Regions from separate parts of the Homo sapiens genome. Here region 2 is linked to region 1. Evidence: read pairs that join two places in POLR2A ChIA-PET (ENCODE). Cell type or tissue: OCI-LY7. All regions are shown on one strand.

Region 1 (2,500 bases):
AACAAAACAAAAAGAAAAAAAAATGGTTTCTGTTTTCTTCTCTAATTATAAGTATGTTTGATCTCCTTTGCTATTGTAGCTGTCATTTTCTCTCTAATTCACTTTAATTCTATCTTTATTTCAGTTCCTTTTGATTGTATTTCTTTATCTGTCCTCAATATTACTGTCTTTCTACAATGTTTAGTCTACCTTATATACTTTCCAATTTTGTCTTTATTTCTCTGATGGTTTTCTACTTTTTGCTAGAGTTCTGCTGGCTCATAGTTCATTTCCTCCTATTTTCTTGCTACAAATTCCCTGAATTCTGGCATTTAAAAATTCATGGTGAAATGTTAATGTGTAATTTTTTTTTTTTTTTGCTTTCAGCAGCATTTTTTTTTGGATGAATGTTGTTCGTATTTTGGTAAATTTTGTAACTCTTTTTGAATTTTCAACTAATAGTTACTTTGTATATATGCTATGTTAGTTCACTAAAAAAATCACTTATTATTAACTTAAAGTTTTTAGTTCCAGCTATTTAAATATGGTCTCTGATGGAGTGCATCTCAACTCAAAGCATTCTGTTCCTCTGCTGTTTATGAAAAACACTAGTTGCTGGAAATACGGTTCATCTGTATCATTCTTTTTTTTTTTTTTTTTTTTTTGAGACGGAGTATCACTCTGTCGCCCAGGTTGGAGTGCGTGCAGTGGCATGATCTCGGCTCACTGCAACCTCCGCCTCCTGGGTTCACACCGTTCTCCTGCCTCACCCTCCTGAGTAGCTAGGACTACAGGCGCCAGCCACCACGCCCGGCTAATTTTTTGTATTTTTAGTAGAGATGGGGTTTCACCGTGTTAGCCAGGATGGTCTGGATCTCCTGACCTCTTGATCCGCCTGCCTCGGTCTCCCAAAGTGTTGGGATTACTGGTGTGAGCCACCGCACCCGGCCCATCTGTATCATTCTTTGTGTTGCTCTTCCTCCTCTGTTTTTCTGAACTTCAGGGGCTTCACCTGTGAATTGTTTCCTTCAGCTCCTGCACTTTGTTGCAAATAGGATATGTCATTTATGCACTTCAGGGTGAGCCACTTGCCTTCAGGAGTTCCCTGCCCAACCCGGCTTTTCAGCTCTGCCATCACTAAGTTCTCTTGCAACTCAGTCTTACTTCCTTTCTTTTTCTTCCTATGTGGTTTCTGTCTGATTTCAGTTGCTTTTTTTTTTTTTTTAATCAACTCTTAAGCATATTTTGGAGGCTGCAGACTATATTTTTCTTCTTGTTTCACTGAAAATGCAGTTTCTGGATTCTTTTTCATTTCTTCTTACTCCTTTTATGTGTTTTTTATAGAGAAAATGGATAAATAAGCTGATATGTGCAGCCATGTACATACCAGAAGCCCCTAAGATGATTTTAAGGTTATCTATCATATTGGGTTTTTACTGTTGTGAAACAGTGAAGGTTTGAGAGTCCTTAGAAGAGTTCTTACCCCACTTAATAGTAAAATAGATTACAGATTACAAAAACAAACAAACCGCACCTGACTTTGGCTATGCAGAAAGTTAAAGAATTATTTTAGCTAGCTCTGAGTTAAAACTTTAAGCACCAGACCTTTCCATTTGAACCACTTTAGAAGAAAATCCTAAATATTAACATACTTCTTGCTTTCTTGGTGCTTAAAGAATGAACCAGCCGGGCATGGTGGCTCAATCACTTTGGGAGGCTGAGGAGGGCGGATCATGAGGTCAGGAGATCAAGAACATCCTGGCTAACATGGTGAAACCCCATCTCTACTAAAAATACAAAAAATTAGCCAGGTGTGGTGGCACGTGACTGTAGTCCCAGCTACTCGGGAGGCTGAGGCGGGAGAATTGCTTGAATCTAGGAGGCGGAGGTTGCAGTGAGTCGAGATTGCACCACTGCACTTCAGCCTGGGTGACAGAGTAAGATTCCATCTCAAAAAAAAAAAAAAAAAAAAAGAACAAACCGTGTGTGGATGGTTGGAGTTGGAGAATAGGGATTATTATGACTGTATTGTACTAAAATATGGTTATTCCATTTATGGAGCGGAGGGTGTTGACTTTCATATGAAGAGGCTCTAAAGCATCACTTTTTTGGTCATACATAGTTTTTTATTTCTCTCTTTTTTTTGAGTAGGTTTTCTTTAGTCACCCTTTATTATAGCTATTAATGTGTTTGCTTGTTGTAGTCCTTTGAATTTAGTGAAGTCTCAGAATTTAGACAACAAAGATTGCTGGAATTATATACAAAGTAAAAGCAAATATACTTTGGGCATAACATGAGGGACTCTCCCACAATTAGGATGATAATCAGTGCTCAGACCTTGTAATATCTGTTTCAGTTGCTTGGGAATCTGCTGCTTCTTGGATCTCAGCAGCACTCTGATTAGGAAAGGAAGCTGATTACTTACATTTCTGAGACATCAAATGTGTATTTAGTTTTGATTTTATATGTGCTTAATGATATTATTGGACTTGTAACATTGTGACTATAAAATGTTCCTACT
Region 2 (2,500 bases), 100 kb after region 1:
GAAAAAGCAAACCTCTTTCTTCCACAGCTGATGAGAATGTAAAATGAAAGATGAGCAGGAGTTTGCCAGATAAAACATAGGAAGGAGTGGTCCCTGCAGTGGAGGCTGCTGGAGAGAAGAACAACCTGGGGAGGGTGTGAAGCATGAGCAGCTCCAAACGATGGAGAAAGCCTAGTGGGGGCCACCTGGCCAAAGTTTGTGGATACTGACTTCACAGGGTTTCTCTCCTTGCCTCAGTTTCTTCATCTATAAAATGGAAAGAATACTAGCATATACCTCACAAGATTATTGTGAGAATTAAATGAATTAACATTCCTGAAGTGCTTAAAACGGGGCCTGGTGAGTGGTATGGGCCATATAGTGTATGCATTATAATTGTGAAAAAGCTGTGGACTTTAATTATTTTGACCATTTCTTTACATATGAGTTATCTAATTTTTAAAAATTTTTCTTATAAATTTTTTTTTCAGTTTGTGGAGAGAAAAGCTGTCAACTTTGTACGTTTAAAAAACACAGTGGTTTTATTTTAAAACAGTCCCTATTATCCTGTCCTGGCCAAAAGCTTTTCGGCAGGTTTTTTTTTTTTTTTTTTTTTTTTTTTGTTGAGACGGAGTCTCGCTCTGTCACCTAGGCTGGAGCGCAGTGGCGCGATCTCGGCTCACTGCAAGCTCCACCTCCTGGGTTAATGCCATTCTCCTGCCTCAGCCTCCCAGTAGCTGGGACTACAGGCGTCCGCCACCACAGCCGGCTAATTTTTTGTATTTTTAGTCGAGACGGGGTTTCGCAGTGTTAGCCTGGATGGTCTCGATCTCCTGACCTCGTGATCTGCCCGCCTCAGCCTCCCAAAGTGCTGGGATTACAGGCGTGAGCCACTGCTCCCAGTTGGCAGTTATTTTTCAATTGGATTCATCTGAAGGTTGGGTGGCCTCTGAGCACATGCTGCGTTTTCCTCTCGGAAAAATCAATGGCAGATGGCTGTCAGTGGGCCTTTGAGTGGCCCTGAAGAACTTGTTGAAAAAACTATTTACTATAGAGGAAAGCTGTGCTTTGGGTCCAAAGTCCCCTACAGAGTCCATCCTCCTGCCTCTGTGGGCTCTGGGTGGGCCGAATGGGTGGGGATGGTGAAGTGTAGCCTGCCAGCAGGTGTGTGCTGGTAAGTTGGCTCTGCTGGATAGGAGCTTTGATTCGTAGCATTTGCTGATTACTGTAGTGTAAATCCTTCCACTATGAGGTTGCTGAGTGCAGAGTTGGGCAGAGATGAGCACAATCAGCTCTCATAAGTTGGTGTGAGCCAGCTGAGGAAGGACGTGGGCTGGATGGGAGAAACCTTATTCCTATAGCAAAGGGGCTGGAGCAGGTGAGGCTTTGGGGGATTTCTTTTTGAGCAGGGAACATCGGAGGAACCCGAAGGGAATTAACATTAGCTGAGCATTTCCTGAGTACATTCTGAGCTAGGTGCTTTGCAGACATTATCTCATTTGATCTTTGTAATGACATTGTGAGTCAGCTAACTTCAGCTCCATTTTCATATGAGAAGAGAGGGCCTCAGAGGAGTTAAGTAACTTGCCCAAGGTGACACAGTGGCAGACTGGGGGTTGCAATGAAAGGATAGTGACTCCTGGGATTGAAAGTAGCAGAGATAACGCTAATAAAAAAGTTATAGGTAATTCTCTATGGGTGAATCCATTTTAACTTCACCCCAACTGCTCTGACATAAAATTCATGGATTTAAGACCCGGGAGGAGCTTTTATTTAGCTCAAACAGATAAGGAAAGTGAGCTAGTACAGTTTGATTTTGACATAAAGTAAGGCTTATATGAGGACATGTACTTGCTGCAATAGTTAGGAAGGTGCTCTGTGCTTGTGGAAGAAAGAGACTGGGAAAGGGTGATTTCACCCTCCCAGGCTCACGCCCTTCAGGGAAAGAAGCAAGGACATCTGTCTGGGGAAAACAGTGATTCTTGGGGCCAGGAGCCCATAGGAGGATGTGCATCCTTTCTTCTCCATGGGGAAGACCCCATGAATTCTGGGGACATGAATTGAAGCCCAAGGAGAGGGACACTACTTGAGGATGCTGACAAATTGAAATCTTCAGGCAAAACCTTCAGTCAGGGGCAGATGCTTTCTGGTCTCCATCAAGGAAGGCCACCTTCAGAAACACAGTTCTCAGCATTGTGGGTCCTACTGATTTGGCTGTCACTTCTGTGCAGAGGGGATGGGGGAAAGTTTCTGGCCCTCACCTCATATTTTAGCCTTTGTCTATTAGGGAGGAGTTGAGTGGGGACATTTCAAACACGGTGTCCACCCTGCTTTATTTTCCTCTGTGAATGATTAATTAGCACCTGGTTGGAGGAGGCCACATTTACTGGGGGCATGGTTACTCTGTCTTAGAGGACCTGCAGGCATGCTCCTTGTCATGTCCTATGTCCACAGGCAGTGGGTTTCCTCTCTCTGCAAGTTCACCTGGGCAGAGCCTGCTTCCTCAGCTTTGGGCCACTTC

The links. ChIA-PET counts read pairs that join two places held together with the same protein. Peaks named below come from ENCODE experiments on the same cell type or tissue, not always from the same donor. Only the 100,000 strongest peaks of a DNase experiment are listed, where the experiment ranks them.
Region 2: POLR2A ChIA-PET joins it to region 1 with 5 read pairs; 2 of 35 experiments call an interaction of 5 or more read pairs at or near these places.

The regions. Positions count from the first base shown.
Region 1 is chr3:140,831,684-140,834,183 of GRCh38, reverse strand. No RefSeq gene overlaps it. Among named protein-coding and RNA genes, the nearest start is that of SLC25A36, 110 kb to the left of the region's middle. In OCI-LY7, no CTCF peak of the experiment used is centred here; a DNase peak (open chromatin) is centred at 1,103; H3K4me3 peaks cover 1,006 bases; H3K27ac peaks cover 963 bases.
Region 2 is chr3:140,727,092-140,729,591 of GRCh38, reverse strand. No RefSeq gene overlaps it. Among named protein-coding and RNA genes, the nearest start is that of TRIM42, 50 kb to the right of the region's middle. In OCI-LY7, no CTCF peak of the experiment used is centred here; a DNase peak (open chromatin) is centred at 1,191.